Linked DNA regions of Homo sapiens: region 1 is linked to region 2. A link is a loop called in an ENCODE intact Hi-C map of the cell type or tissue named here. Cell type or tissue: Calu3. All regions are shown on one strand. Links, peaks and the distances in the headings refer to the core of each region. The heading gives the core; the rest is flanking DNA. Region 1 overlaps AFTPH (aftiphilin). Region 2 overlaps PELI1 (pellino E3 ubiquitin protein ligase 1).

Region 1 (9,992 bases), core at 767-8,766, 410 kb before region 2:
CCTCTGTTGTTTACCATTGCATCCTCAGAGCCTGGCTCACAGCAGGAACTAAATATATTATCATCATTCTTGCTGGGGCATTTATTCTACTAACCACTCTTGAATTGTGCTCCAACTCACGCACACTCCAATTAGATTTCTATAACCACACCTCTGGTCTCTTAGTGCTTCACCAAATAAGTTATGAAATATCCAAATGTAATCAAGGTAAATAAGTGGGATTTGAAATGTGGCCTGAAATGTGATGAATGTGGGACAAACAACCCAATCATTTGTGCTGCAACATGTCTAAAGAGAAAGTATGTTAAGAGGGGCAGTACATTATATGCAAGCTGCAAAAAACCCTAGCTAAATGACAAAAATTTGTAGTGAGTTTTTAGACCTGCTATCATGAATATTTGCTTTGATTTGAGACAATTCCTCAGCATAAGCAGAGGTGTCAGTGAGTGTCGCCAGAGCATAATGCTACACTCTGGATAGTCCAACTAATTTCTTTTTCTTGTTCTCTGCTCCCCAGGACTTTAATACTTCATGAAAATTTTCCCACAGAAGATTTTGCAATCAGCTGACATGAACAGCAGACATGCTTTAAAGTAAGTTTCTTGCTGTAAAGTTTTAAATTAGCATTTTGGTCAAGACTAAGTTAAACCTCAAGTGACTAGTGTATACTGAGAAAAAAAATCCCCAGAAAAACAAAGTAACAAACTACTGTGTGGACTTTCAAAATGAAAAAATACCACTCTAGTCTGTAACCTAAAAACGTAACTGTGGCAGCTGCCATTCCTCTGACAGTGCTGCTTTCTACATCACAAACACCCACCATGAGAGCAACTCACCTCTTACAGAAAGAAGCATTTACTAAAGGTTATAAAACTGCAACCAAGTGCAGTTAGAGTTCAATTATCTGAGCCACTAAGAAAGTAAGCAACGATGTCCTACATAATCTACAACTCACAAATTTGGCCTTAAAATATGACCTAAGTAACAGCAGATTTACCTCACAAATTAAGTCTTTGCCAGGTGCTATTAATTTTACTTTAATTTGTTTTCTTACCACCCATCAATTAAGAGAAAAAGATGACCTGGAGGCAATGAAGTGACAGAAGGAAACAAAACAATTAACCAAACTTAAAGACAGTCATAAATGATCCACAGATAATAGCACACATGATATTTTTCAGGGAATTATTATAAAACAAACTTCATATATCTGAAAAATCAAATATAAACACATTCCAAAATAGTGCTCAAGAGTGTATGCGTGTGGAGTGTACACAGGTAATGCCACAAATGGGTCTACCGATACTAATAACTGCACAAAAACTATGGAAGGAATTCCATGGAGAACAAATTCCTAGCTGGTTGACCTTTTTTAATGATGGTTTTGCTTGGTTTAAAGTTTTACTTTTTCCTGAGAGGTAGAAAGGCTAAAGGATAAAAGAAAAAAATATATAACATTTATTTGCAGGGTACCCAATACATCTGGTTAGAAACAACTTGAGAATTGGCCCGTCATATAAAGCAGAATTTTTCACACATTTTTCCCCTATGACTCACAGAAGAAATACATTTTACATGATGACCCAACATACATTTTAAAAAAAAAAGTTTCGCCAAACAGTATTTACCCTTACTCTCTATGTACTCTGATTTTTAGTTCTATTTCATTTTTTCTTAAAAGCTGGTCATGACCCTCTTAAATTGATTTTACAAACCAGAAATAGGTTTTAATATAAAGTATAAAAAAGTATTCTTTCCATCTCATCCAATTCCTCCAAATCCAATTACTGCTTCTAGCATACAAGAGGAGGGAACAGGGCTTCTTTTAAAACAAAGACTTCCTCCCTGATCTGGTGCTTACAAAGACAAAATGCATTCTTAAATTACATTATTTCAACGAACCAAGTATTTGATAAAATGAAAGTGTTCTTTTTCTCTTTACAGAATTGTGTATAAAAGTAATAAACGAAAATTACTATTTATTTTTCAAATTCATACTACCTTCAATCTAGGAAGCATGCTACTTTAAGGATAACATTTTAAAAAACATACAAACATAACATAAAACTGGAACACTTTGGCAAATTTTAACAATTTTCACTTTCAGAAAGCATTTAGCAATTGTTTAAGTTTGCAAACATTAACTTTTCTGGTCCAGTATCTACAATGTAAAAGTTCTCTAAAAGATACTATTGGTAGGAGTATATATTGGCTCACACACCCTATTGCAGTTTAGTAGCATACGAAACATTTTAATGAATTCTTTTTAAAATTTTTAATTTTTTAAACTTTTATTTTAGGTTCAGGGGTACATGTGCAGGTTTGTTACATAGGTAAATTGAGTGTCACGGGGGTTTGGTGTCCAAATTATTTCATCACCCAGGTAATAAGCATAGTACCCGACAGGTGGTTTTTCCATCCTCACCCTCTTCCCTCCTTCCACCTTCAAGTAGGCTCTGGTGTCTGTTGTTTCCATTCTTTTGACTAAGCAATTTCATCTGCAAGGATGTATTCTACAGAGGCATTCATGCAAATATACAAAGATATTTCCACAAAGTATTGATTCCAGTATTGTTTGTTCAATTTTTTAAAAAGCAGCTGAAAACAGTCTATTAATAAGGAAGTGTGTAAATAAAAAGTGCAGCCATTAAAAAAGAGAAAGCTATATTACTAATAGGGCAAAGTGTCTAAAATACATTTTTAAGTGAAAAAGCATTTCTGAAAAGCATTCTTCTTCTTCTTCTTTTTTTTTTTTTTTTTTTTTTTTGAGACAGAGTCTCCTTCTTTTCCCAGGCTGCAGTACAGTGGTGCAATCATGGCTCACTGCTGCCTCTGCCTCCTGGGTTCAAGCAATCCTCCCACTTCAGCCACCCAAATAACTGGGACTACAGGTGTACACCACCATGCCCAGCTAATTTTTAAATTTTTTGTAGAGACAGTGTTTCGCCATGTTGCCCAGGCTGGTCTCAACCTCCTGAGCTCAAGCAATTGACTTACCTTGGGCTCCCAAAGTGCTGGGATTACAGGTTTGAGTCACCACGCCCTGCTGGCAATTCTCTTTTGATTCTCCTACTTATATTCTATCCCTTATCCTTCAATGAATCTGATTGCCCTGGCTTCTCTATATTCTTTTTTTTTTTTTTTTTTTTTTTAAGATGGAGTCTCGCTCTGCTCTGTCGCCCAGGCTGGAGTGCAGTGGCGCGATCACTACAACCTCCACCTCCCAGGTTCAGGCGATTCTCCCACCTCAACCTCCTGAGCAATAGCTGGGATTACAGGCCTGTGCTACCATGCCCATCTAATTTTTTATTTTTATTAGAGATGCGGTTTCACCATGTTGGCCAGGCTGGTCTCAAACTTCTTGACCTCAGGTGATCTACCCACTTTGGCCTCCCGAAGGGCTGGGATTACAGGCGTGAGCCACCATGCTCAGCCGCTTCCCTATATTCTTATCACTGAGAAATCTCATCCCCCTTTTGTTTTTATCTGTTCATAATGCTCAAACCTTACCTATATGTCTGACCTCCTGATCTGCCTACCCAAATGCCTTTTTAAAATCTCTCTACCTGGATGTCTCAGATGTATCTCCTATTCTCCAATTCCACGACTGAATTCAACCTCTACTCAAAAGGTGAACAGAAACCACTTGTTCCTACACTATATTCTAAATTCTAAGTCTAGAAATCTGAGTGTTACCCCAACCGCTCCCCCTCTACCACAAATTAAATCAATCAAGTTTCTCCCTCCTTAATATCTCTTACTGTATTTGTTTTAACATCCCACAACCTATACCTTGTCAGGGCCTCATTATTTTTGGCCAGGATTACTGCAGTCTACTTAAAACTCCTTATCTTAGCCAACATGGCTAAGATACTCCCTCTTTGTTCCAGCCAGACAAAATTACCTCTGGATTCTCCACTGGCATGGTTACCTCTAAGTTGTCACACGTCATTTCTTCTAATGTATTGTTCTTATATGTCCAAAGAACCCACTGACTAAGCCTTCAAAATTCTATTCAGGCATGAAGTTTTCTATCAAGGCTGGAGAACTGAGATCACCTATATTTACTAAGTTACTATGTGATAGGTACTGTGCAAGGTACTTATTCATACACCAGTTTATTCATACATTCAGTTTAATCACAAAAACCCATTTTACAGAGGAAGAAACAAGTCACATAATCTGTTCACGGTCCCACAAAGAATAAGTAAGGAAAGTGGGACTCAAAGCCAGTGTTCTTTTCGTTGTATCAGGTTTCTTGTCTGAATTAATCCTCCTTTATATCTATTTCCTATTACATTTAACAAAGCAAATCACATTTGTTTCCATGTTTTTTTCCCCTAATAGGTTCTCAACCTTAGCTTTCTATTAACTTTTTTCTCTAATAGAATGGGTAGACCCAAACATCTTTTTTAAAAGTTTCGAAGATGATACTAAATGGGTTAGTTAAGGTTGAAAACCTTTGTGTTAAGTTCCCAGAGTACAGGAATGCCAATGGACTTTATAACTCCAGGGATGACATAAATGTTTCTAAACTGAACTGCTAAACTCATTGATATAGGTAAATCACTGCAATAGTACTTTTTCCTACAAAAATGTTTTCTCTTATGATTTGGTTGTATAAATATTTTAAAGTTGTGTTGTACACATTTATCTGAGACTAGCACTAAGAAACTTAACATTCTTAAGATTTCAAAAACAAGGAGTTTACAATATTAAATCGTCAATACTCTTCTTAAAAATGAAACTTGAAAAATTTACTTAAAAGGATCAAAGTTAAAGCACTGTGACAATTTTTGAAACAACACATAAGTATTTGAGACAGCTCTAGATTTGGGAAATTCCATTTTGGAAATATTACTACTTTCTACTTAACCAGAAAGTTTATGAAATCATTTGTTTATTCCTTTTTGAAGCTTCACTTATAATTAGTATATAATTTAAATGTTATGGAATTCTCAGAAAAAAAAAAAAAACAAGCTTAAAGAATTAAACACAGTTTCACTTGCAGATGAACATAAAGAAATGCTTATGTGAACAGCAACACCAACAACAAAAAACTTCCCTACTTCCAGAAACCAGGGTCACTGCTAATCTGATTAAAATCTGAACTTTTTAGTTACGTGTAACACTTGCCCTGTGCTTTGTGTAAACTTATGAAACCTAATGAGACAGAAAACTATCATCCGCTGGCACAGAATCTGAAATATGGAAAAGAAGAGGAAGTGGTAACTTGGTAACTTAACTATAAGTAAGAAGTGATGAATACTCAAATATTCTGTTTGGGCTTCAGGCGAGAGAAAATATGAATTTTTGATATCTGAAACTCTTAGTAATTTTTTTTTGAATGAAGATATTATCAAAAAATAGTAAAAAGTATAAAAAGAGTTCAGTGTAAAAAGAGTTAAATTATCTCTTAATAAGTTCATTGCTTTTTATAAATAGCCACTAAAAACAAAAGCCTTAAGAAAATAAATCAATGCTTCAGATTTTGAGTGTCACTGTAGCAGAAGTATTTTAGCTGCAAATACTCCAGGTCAACATTTTTGCATCCACATAATAAACAAGATGAGAGATGATAAACCACAGCAAAACTGAAAATACTACAAAACTTAAGCAATCACCAAGAAGAAAACACCAAAAACCTCACTTGGGAGGGTGGCTAAGGCAGAAACACTATTCATTTCAACCATTTAAAAAACTGTGGCCTCACTAAAATGTAAGAAAATATTAAAAATCCTACTCCTAGGAGTTTTGCTTTGAAAAGTATCACATGTCACTTAGAATGATTTAAAGAATAACAAGTGGTAAATAATTCATTAATCACTTAGGAAGGATCACTTTTATTACCTAAATACAGAATTGTTAATTTTATATAACATAAAAATTGAATCTGTTAGCAATATAGAATTTTCATATTTATTAAGTTTATTGTTAGGTATTTTACCTTTTTCTGCTCATGTAAATGGTAGTCTTCACTTCCACCCTAACTGGCAAGCATTATTTACATAAACAAAAGCTCTTGGTGGTTATATAGTATACCATCACATCACTAGCAAATCGGGGTAGACTTACCTTTTCCTTTCCAAGTCTCATAACAATGGTGATAGGCAGGAATCTAATATTCACTCTTAATTAAGATATTGATTTCTGAGTTGAGGTGTATGTTTTTATTGTCTTACAGAATTATTCAGTAATTCTTATTTTAAGTTGCTTTGTTAAAAAATCACAAATGGGGTTTTAAATGCCTTTTCAATATTTATGAAGATAATTATGTAAGTTTTCCTTAGATTTTTGTTTGTTTGTTTGTTTTTTGGAGGCAGGGTCTCACTCACTCTGTTGAACAGGCTGGAGTGCAGTGGTGTGATCTCAGCTCACTGCAGCCTCGACCTCCTGAGCTCAAGTGATCCTTTCATTTCAGCTTCCTGAGTAGCTGGGACTACAGGTGCCTGCCACCATATCTGGCTAATTTTTTATATTTTTTATAGAGATGGGGTTTTGTCATGTTGCCCAGGCTGGTCTCAAACTCTGGAGCTCAAGCAATCCACCCACCTTGGCCTCTCAAAGTGCTGGGATTACAGGCATGAGCCACCACACCTGGCCTAGATCTATTAATACAGCAGAAACATCAATACCTATTCATAATTGTCTTCAGCTTGTTTGATAGTTAGGAAGCCCAGTTTATTTTCTGCAGGAAAAAGGTAAATGTTTCCAAAGAATCAAATAAGCATTACGTAAGATTATCTACTTAATTACACATATGTCAAACGGTATGTATTTAAACTTATTTGATCTTACTCCTTGCCTTCATTTTTACACAAAGTGGGCTACAAAATAAATTTTCCCATAGGTATTAAACACACTCAAATTAGTAATACAAGTTTATCTAGGTTTCATCCTTACTCAATTTTCCCAAAACAATTTCATCTACCTAAGGCTTTTATTAATAATTACCATATTCTTGGACTCTCAGATTCATCTTTACAGCCTAGCCAAGCCAGTTCCCTGCTTAGACCTCTCCACTTGATTCCACAAAGATCTCAAACTGAGCTTAACAAGAACAGAGCTCAAGCTCTCTTCCCTTAAAGCTGGTCATGTTCCAGGGCTCTCTAACCCAGTTACCATACCAGAAACTTAAGATCCCCTTTGACAAAGCTCCTTATCCTTTAATATCTGTAACAAATGATTTCACCTCACAAATCCCTCAATTCTGGAATATCTACCTCTTTTCACCTCTGACTCCACTCTGGTCCAGAATGCCATTATCATCTAAACTAATCTCCCTAAGTAGTATTTGATCATGCCCAACCCAAGTAATCTTTTTAAAAGTCAAATTTGATCATGCCAATCCTCTTCTTGTGATAAAGATTTTTTTAAAAAAATTTTTAACAAAGACTTTAAACCATTCCTCTCTCTCCAGCCTTACTCCTCCTTTCCCTTATTGTTTTCAATGCTCTAGGCTAGGCCTTCTTCCAGTTTCTGAAAGGTAGATAATTAACATTCCCTTGTGCCACAGGGTCTTTGCACTTACAGTCCCAGTGCCTAAGACATTCCCACACATCCTTCAATTTTTAGGTGAAAGATCAATTCCTCAGGTAAGTTTCCTAACACCCTCCCTCAAGTCCTCCTACACATATTTCTTTCAGAGCATAAGAACCATAGTAAGTTATAGTTTGTGATCAAACACTTGTAACTTGAAAAATTACCGTGCAACCCATGTATACTACGAAAAATATATTGAGAGGTTTAAATGTAATATGTAATTTTAAAAAATCTATGTATTCCTTTCTATAAGAGTTAAGTTAATCTTATATTTTTTCTCTAAATAAAAAGTGTCATTTCTAGAGCTGGGCTGTCCAACTGACAACAATTAAGCCATATATGCAATTAAAAATCTTCTAGTAGCCACATTTAAAAAGAAACAGATGAAATTTTATCTAACCCAAAGTATCCACAATATTATTTTAACATGTGACCAATGTAAAATATTACTGATATATTTCACATTAGTTTTTAAAATCTGCTGTGTATTTTACACTGAAATCACATCTTAATTTGGGCTAGTTTCATTTCAAGTGACACATTTGGCTAGTGGCTACTGTATTAGACAAGATAGTTCTAGAAGATAGTACTGTATTTTTTTATACTTAAATAGCTTGCTAACAGAATAGGTTAACTTAAAAAGAGCATGGCATTAAGCAAGATTAATCTTATATCAAATAAAGGCATATCTCAGGTTTAAATCATTCAAAAATTTTAAATTATGCAAACATTCCACACTGCTGAAAAGCCTAAATTCAAAATAAAAATTCCAGTAATTTAAAAACTGCATATTACTGATCATCTGAGGAAATAAGGGAGATGGGGACCCAACCACTGCTGGTAGGAGTGATTTTATTATAACCTCTTAGAAAGTAACAGGCTTTCCCTCTGACTTAATAACTCTACTTCTAAGATTTGATCCTATGAAAATAATCAACAATAAGGTCAAAGAATTATGTACAAACTTTTTCACCAAGATGCTCTTCTATGATGGTAAAATCTGGAAAACCCACATTAGTGGGAAATAGCAGAGATAACTTGAAAATGGCATTCTACACAGTCATTAAAAAGCATGGTTTTTTTCATTTTGTGGTGTTTTTTTTTTTTTTTTTTTTGAGATGAAGTCTCACTCTGTCACCCAGACTGGAGTGCAGTGGTGTGATCTAGGCTCACTGCAATCTCCACCTCCCGGGTTCAAGCAATTCTCTTGCCTCAGCCTCCCGAGTAGCTGGGATTACAAGTGCCTGACACCACGCCTGGCTAATTTTTGTATTTTTAGTAGAGACGGGGTTTTACCATGTTGGCCAGGCTGGTCTCAAACTCCTGACCTCAAGTGATACTCCCGCCTCGGCCTCCCAAAGTGCTGGGATTACAGGTGTGAGCCACCACACCCAGCCAAAAAGCATGTTTTAAGGAAAATTTAGTAACATGGAGAAATGCTCACAATTTAATAAGTAAAAGAAAGATCAACGCAATATGATTCATATGTATATGTATGACATGCTCACATATCCACAGTAAAAATAAAACAGGAAGAAAACCAAAATATTAACAGTTTTCTTTTTGTAGTATGATGACCAGTGATATTTTTCTTCTATTATCCCTCTTAACATGTATTTATTGAGTGTTACTTTGTGCCAGGCATTAAAACAGAAGGGTTCCTGCCATCATGGGCACACCCATTTTCTTTCTACTTTTTTTCCACATTTTCCCAAATTTTCTATAATAAGCACATTATTTTTTCATAATTTTAATAACTGGAAAAACATAATATGATGTAGATAATGATTTGGGTAAATCAGTTGCCAGGGGACATTTTTGGGTGAACTGGGGAAGAATCTGAATATGGCCTTGAATATTAGTTTAGATGACTAAACTGACTTAAAACAAAAAAAACTACAAAACACTACAACAAGTCTTCATTTTGGTAAAAAGTACACATATATATTAAAATGTGTAGGAAAATATGCATTATTATATAAACTGTAACAGTGAGGGATTTGCTTTTTTTTGTTGTTGTTGAGACGGAGCCTCACTCTGTTGTCCAGGCTGGGGTGCAATGGCATGATCTTGGCTCACTGCAACCTCCACCTCTCAGGTTCAAGTGATTCTCCTGTCTCAGTCTCCTCAGTAGCCAGGATTACAGGCGGCCGCCACCATGCCTGGCTAATTTTTCTATATTTTTAGAAGAGACGGGGTTTCACCATGTTGGCCAGGCTGGTCTCCAACTCCAAACCTCAAGTGATATGCCCGCCTTGGCCTCCCAAGGTGCTGGGATTACATGCGTGAGCCACTGCGCCTGGCTGAGGGATTTTTTTAAAGTAATTTTTCCAGCCTGGGCAACATAACAAGGCCCTGTCTCTACTACTAATAAAAACAATTAGCCAGGCATGGTGGTGTGCGCCCGTGGTCCCAGCTATTTAGGAGGCTGAGGCAGGAAGACTGCCTGA
Region 2 (9,992 bases), core at 1,072-9,071:
GTAAACAAATGTTTGGTATAGGGAGGCATACCTTTTGCATTAGTTTGAATACTCCCATAACTTCTGACCTTATAGTGAATGCTCAGTAATATTTGTTGGGTTAGTAATTGTGTTGTTGGTGACTCTAGATGCACTAAATTAAAAGTAGGGAGACCCGCTGGGCACAGTGGCTCATGCCTGTAATCCCAGCACTTTGGGAGGCCAAGGCAGGCAGATCACGAGGTCAAGAGATCGTGACCGTCCTGGCCAACATGATGAAACCCCGTCTCTACTAAAAATACAAAAATTAGCTGGACATGGTGGTGTGTGCCTGTAGTCCCAGCTACTTGGGAGGCTGAGGCAGGAGAATCGGTTGAACCCGGGAGGCAGAGGTTGCAGTGATCTGTGATCGTGTGACTGCACTCCAGCCTGGCAACAGAGTGAGACTCCGTCTCAAAAAAAAATAGGGAGACCACAGCCCTTGGTTTAAGAACTGCTCCAACATCAAAGCAAATTAAACTGCAAAGAAAGCTCACAATGGTTATTAATAGAAGAAATCATTAATTAGCATTTTATGGAGAGTATAGGTTGAATATATCCCTTAACCAGATCCTTGGGACCGGAAGTGTTTTGGATTTTGGAATACTTGCATATATATTATGAGATATCTTCGGGATGGGACCCATAAAATTCATTTATGTTTCATATACACCTTATACAAATAGCTTGAAGACAATTTTATACAATATTTTTATTAATTTTGTGCATGAAAGTTTGTGTTAAGTACTTACATGTGGAATTTTCCACTTACGATGTCGTGTTGCTCAAAAATTTCAGGTTTTGGAGCATTTTGCGGATTCAGATTCGGGTTGTTCAACCTGTACTAATCTAGGTACTTCTGTGGTGAAGGGATATCATCATCTGTTAACCTAGGTATATTAGTTATTAGAAGATTTTGACTTCTAGCTATTTAACCAAATAGAACTATTAGCTAGCTAGAGGGACAGGCTAGGTAATTAATTAAAACATTGGGTATTTATATTAAATACCAGGCATTGGATTAAATACCAAATCTGTTGGTTTGGTAATGTCTTTGTCCTCAGAGGGATCAAGTGAAACTTATTGGTCATGGGATTATATTGAGCTATGTATTTGAATATTCAGCTTACTTCGATGCTGTTGCTGTGGTGTAATACAAAAATCTATTTGGTCTTTCTACCACGCTGTCTTCCTGGCACAGAGTTCCTATAATGCTGAGAATTTTTTTGAGTGATAGGATGTCTTTTATTATTTATAACAACCCCCTTTCTGATCATAATAGGTAACTTAGGGTGGGGCCCTGAGATGGCATCAGGATGGGGCTGGTCGCCAGAAGGACCAAGAAATTAAGAGGGTTGGGACTTTTGTCTCACCCAGTGACCTCTGGGAAAGGGACAGAGGCCTGGAGATTGAGTTTTTGGGTTGGTGAACACATCAAGTTGCTGGGAGGGTGGCATTCCTGGACAGGGCATGGAAGCTCCACTGCTCTACCCTCCCCGCGCCCCCGCCCCCACCCCCACATACCTTGCCCTGTGCATCTCTTCCATTTGGCTGTTCCTGGGTTGCATTCTTTTTAATAAACCAGTAAACATAAAAGAAGTGTTTTCTTGTTCTTCTGTGAGCTGTACCAGTAAATTATGGAACCTGAGGAGGGGGTTGTGGGAACCCCCAATTTATAGCTAGTTGGTCAGAAGTCAGGTGGTTTGGGACTTTGATTGGCATCTGAACTTAGGGGAGTCTTGTGGCATGAGCCCTTTAACTTGTGAGATCTGACACTAAAGGTAGATAATAGTGTCAGAACTGAATTGATTTGTTGGATGCCCAGTTGGTGTCAGAATTGGAGAGTTGGTGGTTGATGTCAGAGAGAACACTCATTGAACATGATGCAAGATTATCAGCAAAAACATAAACAAAAAAGCACATGTTTATGATTAAAGCTAGTCTGAAACAGATTATGAGATTTAAAATTCCAAACCTAAGTGTCAATTTCATAATTTCTGGTACAAAAAGCACTTCATTTGGGAAAGCTTTCAGTTTTGCTTGTGAAAATTTATCTTGTAGAATGTTCAAATGATTAGTTTCCCTCAGTTTCTCTGGCCAAGAAGTAGGAGTTAACAGTATCTAGAATTTTTAAAATTTATGTAGGTTATAAAGTTGCATAAGATCGGTAATATATTTGAATTCCAGAGGTATGTGCCAGCTTCCAGTGAACCTTGAGTCTATAGCAGGCTTTTGTTTTTAATGTGCTAGAGCTTTATTTGCTTGCTTGCTTGCTTCGCTTTATTGAGGTATAATTTTTATACCATTTATGTAAACACTTAAAGTGTACACTTCAGTGGTTTTTAGTATAGTCTCAGAGCTGTGCAGCACAATCAATTTTAGAACATTTTCACCCGAAAAACAAATCTCATGTCATAGCCTTTAGCTATCATTCCCCAATTTCCTATTTTCTCCCCTTTCTTTCCCCTCCCAGGCAACCACTAATCTACTTTCTTTCTGTCTCTGGATTTGCCTTTTCTGGACATTTCATATAAATGGAATCATACAATATGTGATCCTTTGTGACTGACTTCTTTCACTTAGCAGAATGTTTTCCAGGTTCATCCATGTTGTGGTATATATCAGTAATTCATTCCTTTTTATTGCAAAATAATATTCCATTATATGGATATACCACATTTTGTTTATCCGACTGTTGATGGACATTTGGGTTGTTTCTACTTTGGGGCTATTATGAATATTGCTGCTGTGAACATTAATGCACAGTCTGTGTGTGGACATAGGTCTTCATTTCTCCTGGGTATATACCTAGGAATTGAATTCCTGAGTCACATGAGAACTTAATGTTTAATCTGGAGGAACTGCCAGAGTGTTTTCCAAAGTAACTACACCATTTTACTTTCCCACTAGCCATGATTGAGGACTCCAGCTTTTCCACATCCTTACCAATATTTGTCATTATCTGACTTTTTGATAATAGCCATGGGTTTGAAGTGGTCATTGTGGGTTTGATTTGTATTTCCCTAATGGCTAATGAGCATCTTTTTATGTACATATTGGCTATTTGTATATCTTCTTTGGAGAAATAAATGGATCTTTTACCAAATTTTAATTTCATTTATATTTTATTGAGTTATGAGACCTTTTTAGGTATTCTAGATATAAGTCCTTTATCAGATACATGATTTGCAAATAATTTTTCCCATTATGTGGGTTACCTATGGCAGTACTTTTGATACCTAGCTTTCTTTTGTTCGTTTAAAGAGACTGCCAGGTAAACACAGCCCACAAAGTGGGAGTATGAACAGCCAATTTAGGAAGGCAGTGCTCTATCTGGTGAGCAAAAAGAAACAAATCTCCATGGTATGCCTTTCATTAAATTTTTGTCTGATTTTCAGCTTTTTCTTTGTGGTATAAAATTATAACAACATATAGAAAAGAGTGGAGCTAAAGTTGAACACTTGGCCATCTCCTGTAATAATACACAGTACAAGGTAGGAGTTACTTATTGGCTGACTGCTCTGTTCTTTAGTGCTTGTGGTATTGCCTCCAAAATTAATGAAACAGACGCCAACATAGGAGTCCCAAGATCAGTTAGCAAGCTGCACTACTTAGCCCTATGACTGTCATCAAATAACTTACCCTCTCTGAATATAGATTTTTCTCATCTATTATAAAATGAAATTGGAAGGAAAATTGAACAAATTGCACAGTATATTCTTTAAGGTTCTTTCCAGCTTTAAAATGTAATTATATAATACAGTAATACAGTGATTATTTTTCTTCTTAAACCTTGTTGAAAAATCTTAGGCCTAATGTACATTTTCTCAAAAGGATTGGAGTTAGATGGATTTGACAAGTAAAAAACTGGGCATGTTTCGATATTCAATACAAATGTACTGTAGAATAGCAAATGCCATCTGCGTGAATTTGCATTGTGGGATGGAGGAACGTGACCTAAGAGTCACCAGTGGAGTGGAACTAAAGGAAGAAATAATTTATGCACCTGCTGAGGGTGTGGCTAGAGGTAAAGGGACTGTGACGAATGAGTCCTTGATTGCCTTCTTGGAAGTATTCAGAGATCATTAAAGAAGCAGGACGTTCTCAGAGGTCAGTGTGTCCAAGGGTGAAACAAAAACCTAATAAGAAAAATAGGTCCGTAAGAAAAGAGACATCTGAAAAGGCCTAGAAATTGTGAGGTAAGTACACTTTGTTTTGTTCGTTTTTTTTTCTGGAGTTTTTTTTTTTTTTTTTTTAAGTTTCAGAGTACTGAAAGTTTATCATTTTCCCTGAGCTCAACTGAGGTAATTGCTAGAGGTTCAGACATCGTAGAGGAAAATACGGAAGTTTAAGACTTTTGTAAGCCAAGCAGGATATGGAAGAGTAGGGGAAAGTCATTGAGATTCAGGTTCATTTGCCAAAGTTTGGTAACTTTGATTCCCACCAAGAACACTACTTCAGGTTTTGGTTATGTTTTGTTTTTGTATTTGACTGGCCTCCATGATGTTATTAATTAAACATCATTGTAAAGAAAGCATATATGAGAAGCAAAAAGAAAGTTGTCTTTTTAAAAAATGTAGTTTTGAAAAGAAAAGCTTAGAAATTTTATTCTAACCCTTTTTTCTTTATGAATACGATTATTTGTCCCATTATAAAAATAGGTCATTATAATACTCTTTTTTTTTTTTTTTTGAAGACGGAGTTTTGCTCTTGTTGTCCAGGCTGGAGTGCCATGGCGTGATCTCGGCTCACCACAACCTCCGCCTCCCGGGTTCAAGCTATTCTCCTGCCTCAGCCTCCCAAGTAGCTGGGATTACAGGCATGTGCCACCACGCCTGGCTAATTTTATATTTTTAGTAGAGACGGGGTTTCTCCATGTTGGCCAGGCTGGTCTCGAACTCCTGACCTCAGGTGATCCACCTGCCTTGGCCTTCCAAAGTGCTGGGATTACAGGCGTGGGCCATGGCACCTGGCCAGCTCATTATAATACTTAGAAAATATGGAGATTTTATCTTTAATGTCTTTTTAGAACTTTTTAAGAAAAAAAATATTTCCTCAAGAGATTATTTGATATAAACACAGATCTTTAAAGACATAAGGAATTTTTATACTCTCAGTGCTCTGTTTTTAATCATTAAGATGTTAATGATGATATAAGGACTATTGATATCTTGGTTTCCCTAGGATTAAGCAGGAAATATACTTCCAAAGTTAAGAGAGTTGGTATGTTGGTCCAAAGAATGGCAGGACCTCAGGTTTTGTTATGGAATCAAGTATAAGACATTGAGAGTCAGCTACAACTACATTCTATTTAGTATGAATATTAAATTTGTCATGTCCGGCTTCTTGAGCAATCTCATCAGCCCGGAATCACATGACAAGGCAGGATCATCAAACAGCAAACCCTAGAATATGCCCCGATCATTTTTGCAGGTATGTTTCCTGGACTGAACAGGTATCAACATTGGATATAAGCAGCCTACCTGCGCAGATTTATTTCGCTGTAACCTAAGTGGGCCTGCTGCCAGCACAAGGAGCAAAAGAAACATTAAACAGATTTACAGAACTGCTTCAGGGGATGGGACAGTTACCGAATGCTGGGAAGCAACAGAAGTAAACTTGTAGCTGTGTGATAAAGGGTGGTTCATTTTGTGCCAAGGCATTAAGTTACTAGGTACTATTATAGTGATGTTCTCTTAAAAATGATAGCCTTACTGTGAACCAGAACTATTGTCCTGTGGACACATTGTAAGAAGGCTTTGCAGATAAACTTAGCACCACCAAAAGTATTTTTATACTACTTTTTTAAAAAAAGATAACAATGTATTTATAGGTGGGACTTTGAATGATTCCAATTAAGATCACCAAGGACACTTACTGACTCTCCAGTCAGGTTTTATTAGCAATGTATCATTCAGTATAGTGTAATTGAATTAAGGCTGAAATTGTCTGGATAGCCATTTACTTAGGTGGCTGTGAACTATGGGTATCAATACTAATTTTAGGGCTCTGCTGTAATAACTAGTAACTTTTTACAAAAGGGTTGAACACTTTAGGGCTACTAAAGAACTTTAATAAAAGAATATCAAGCATCTAGACTCAAGTTGAACTTTAATGGGTGGAGATTATCGATGATTTGCATGGGCAAATTATTGAACAAGTATGAACAGCATTTACTTGTGACTTAATTTTAGTATTCTTTTAAATAATCTTAAATGTAATTAATCAGGTTCGCCTTTGGCTATTTGGAGGATTAGACTAGCTCTATGTGTAACCATTCACTATAAGAAAACACAGTTCTTTTCCTGAGACAGCATATGGGGAAATTTGGAGTAGCAGGCAGTACTTTCTAGAATGGAATTTACAAGTGGGATAATCTGAGAACAGCACATGTCAGTATGTAGGTGCTTTCCATAGCTATTTGATTAAGCTTGTCCAATCCCAGCTTACCTCTGGCTACTGCTGTAGTTCCTCCGTATTCATGAGCATCAAATGTATCTAATTTATTTTAAAATTGTAAAGAATAAAGCTGGAAATAAACAAGTGTGATCAATTGAAAATGTGATTGAATGTTCACCTATTTTTATGCCTGGGATAATATAGTATTTTATAACCAGACCACAAAAATCAGTTTCACTTAATAGTGCTAAAGGGGCTTCTTTCTTTACATATGAATTGTATTGATTTTTGTGTTTTTTTTAAATGGAGTGTTGCTTAACAGATTGAGTACTATACTAAATCTGTAAAAATAGGTTTACTAATATGAAAAGGTGCTTCAGTATCATAGTTATACTTCTGACATTTATAGAATATGTAGTTAATTCAGGCTGCTTTTTAAGAAATGGAATATCATACTCTTTCTGGAAGTACCTTACTCTATAACTTGATATTAAGCCTGTGTTAAAAAATTGCTCTGTGCTTCCTCTTACTTCTGTTTCTTTCCTTTTGGGCCACAGACTTCCTTAGGGAGGAGGTGAGGGAGAAGTGAATTCTCACTTCAGTCAATGGAATCTAGAATTATGTAGTGTTTACCTATTTTGCGTAACATAGGCCCACCTACACACGTTACGAGGTGCTTAAGTGAAAGAACTGTGAACAGACAGCCAGCTATTCAGTGTGTGGTTCCAACTGTAACTGGCAGATGCTTTAATACAATCTGGATTTTATTTTTCTGTGAGAAGGTTTTCTGTATAGCTTGTGGTGCTAACGATGAAACAGAGAGGTATGTGTTCTGTGGCTTCATTTTAAGTGTCACATTGTCAATGCTTCAGGTTAAAGTAAGCTTGCAAAGGGAATAATTTGAAGCATAATTCATCAGATCTTTTCTATTTAACTTTTCACATTTATTTTTTCATATTCAGTTTTAGGAAGTATGTTGTATGGATTACATTTCCTTCCATCTTAGGGAAGAAGTTAAATAAATCTCAAGCTCCAAGGCTTTTGTGTTCTTAGAGAATATTTACACTATGAATCTCATCTCTCATCAGCCTTAAAGCCTAAGAAATATCACTACAGGTGTATATTGCCTGTTGATTATTGGTTAACAGAGAACTGAAAGCTGTTCATTTTTAATATTTTTGCAATCAAGCTACAGTACTTAGGGCTTTAAAAAAAAAAACAAAAACATATTTTAGAACTTAATGTTGTTCATTGCTTACTTTTCCGTTACAAATTTGAGAATTATGTTGTTGTTTCGTAGCCAGAATGGTGATGCTGTCATTGTACTTTAGTTAGCTGTAGACAGCTTATTCAGAAGCATAGTTTTTCAGCCATAAATCTTTTCCCAAGATCTTCTCAAGAAAGAGATCTGGACCTTTGAGACAACTACAATTTAATATTTAAATATTATCATAAGGTGGGAAAAATTATGAAGAATTTGTTAAAAATATTGACAGTCATACTTTGTAGAGATTTTAAGTAATATTTCTACCTGAATATTCTGTTTGTTCTTCCTCTGATATGGTTGGGAGAGATTTAATAATTTTAGGTCTGATAATTGATTAGGGGGAGTCTTCCTGCTAAAAAATGAATACTTGTTAGTTTCCCAGCAGTGTTCTTTTTTGAAACATTTTATTTTCACCAGAAGAAAAAGTATAATTGAACTTTTTTTCTTTCTATAGGAAATTCATGAAAAGCTTAATCTGATTTCTAGAATACAGACATGCGCTGCTCAGTAATGTATGATTGTTTTGGATCCAGTTTTCTAATCTATTTGTGAGAAGGCAGTATTCATTCTCTTGTGTAGGTATAAAATGGATGTTAAGTTAGTGATGAGAAAAGTTGTAATTTTGGGGAGAAAGTTGTTCATAATAATTTACCTAATTGGGGTATTTTTAATGTGCTAACATAACAATAATCAAGAGTGGATAAAGAGGGAATTCATAGAAATATCCCAGCTGTATATATTTATTGTTTTCTTAATGAAAAGGGTTAAATAAGAATATCATACTGAGTGATTTAAAATATTCACTCTGTTTAAACAAACAAAAGGGCCGGGCACGGTGGCTCACACCTGTAATCTCAGCACTTTGGGAGGCCGAGTTGGGCAGATCACGAGGTCAGGATATCGAGACCATTCTGGCTAACATGGTGAAATCCCGTCTCTACTAAAAATACAAAAAATTAGCTGGGCGTGGTGGCATGCACCTGTAGTCCCAGCTACTTAGGAGGCTGAGGCAGGAGAATCGCTTGAACCTGGGAGGCAGAGGTTGCAGTGAGCTGAGATCGCTCCACTCCACTCCAGCCTGGGCAACAGAGCAACACTCTGTCTCAAAAAAAAAAAAATTATTGGGAAAACATTATGATTTGGTTAAAGAAAGATTAGATGCTACTTTTGAAAACTTTTTGTGACCCAAAGAGAAAATTAGAACTCTCATAAGATGAAACCTTTTTTCATTAGAGTAGTAATAATTGTCATCTTTTAATAATGATTTCTCTCTATTAGTAGTCGACTTTACTACAATATTGGAGACTTATTTGTAATTTGAATTTTCAACTACATTTTTCTGTTTTCATCCCTTTTGAATGGAGCTTATAATGGAATTTCGAAACTAAAAGGCTTAAAGTTAGCTTCTCTAAAAGAGCAGAGAATATATGCTCTATTTAGATATTTGATTTAGATGTAGTTTTCCCTCCCCATGGAGAATCAAACATTTATACAGCATTCTACCTTGAAACTAAGTGCAATGTTTCTTGAGGTCTTTGATTGTATTTCCAGGTCTATTATATATTAAGAGTGGTAAAAAAAAAAAAATAGAACTTACTTCATTGTATCAAAAGTTATCTACAAAGAACAGATTATAAACATTTCTTAAGATACTGAAAAATATGAATCTCTGAGAAAATAATTAAATATTAAGTGATGGAGCAGCATCACCATAAATCAAGCTTTTGATTTAAAGGGAGAGAGACTTGCAACTCTTCCTTTCCCTTAAACAGTTAGAGGCCACTGTAGGAGTATTAATTGGCATAATTTCAATATTGTGTCCCAGGAAATAGGGAGGCTTAAGGAGAGTGAGCAGAGATGGGAGAAACAGTAGAGCAGTCAGAACCCACTCAGCATTTATCAATTAAGTGTACCACCTTATATGGACACAATTCAGGGCACCCCCAAACAGTTATAACAGTAACATCAAAGATCACTGATCACAGACCACCATAACAGATACAATAGTAATAATAATAATGAAAAAAGTTTGAAATATTGTGAGAATTACCAGAATGTGACACAGACATGAAGTGAGCACATGCTGTCAGAAACTTGGCACCAATAGACTTGGCCATGCAGGGTTGCCACAAACTTTGAATTTGTAAAAAACACAGTATCTGCGAAGCACAGTAAAATAAAGCAAAGTGCAATAAAACCAGATGTGCCTGTACTTTAAAACTTTAAAACTCAATTGTTTCAGCAATTCCAGAGTGCTCATTTGTAACCTTAGTTTTATTATCTGTAAAATGTGGGTTATAATAGTTCC

Evidence for each region. Hi-C counts contacts between places; a loop is a spot of excess contacts. Peaks named below come from ENCODE experiments on the same cell type or tissue, not always from the same donor. Only the 100,000 strongest peaks of a DNase experiment are listed, where the experiment ranks them.
Region 1: it touches region 2 in a loop (2.8-fold over the local background); 1 of 110 quality-filtered maps calls a loop at or near these places.

Annotation. Positions count from the first base shown.
Region 1 is chr2:64,529,727-64,539,718 of GRCh38, reverse strand. The region is part of intron 1 of AFTPH (aftiphilin); the gene reads right to left. LOC105374773 (a long non-coding RNA gene) reads left to right here. Exons shown (of 7, transcript XR_007086343.1): 7 at 518-978. Among named protein-coding and RNA genes, the nearest start is that of MIR4434, 9.2 kb to the right of the region's middle. In Calu3, for the core only: no CTCF peak of the experiment used is centred there; no DNase peak of the experiment used is centred there.
Region 2 is chr2:64,116,625-64,126,616 of GRCh38, reverse strand. All of the region lies in intron 1 of PELI1 (pellino E3 ubiquitin protein ligase 1), which reads left to right. Among named protein-coding and RNA genes, the nearest start is that of PELI1, 23 kb to the left of the region's middle. In Calu3, for the core only: no CTCF peak of the experiment used is centred there; a DNase peak (open chromatin) is centred at 5,466.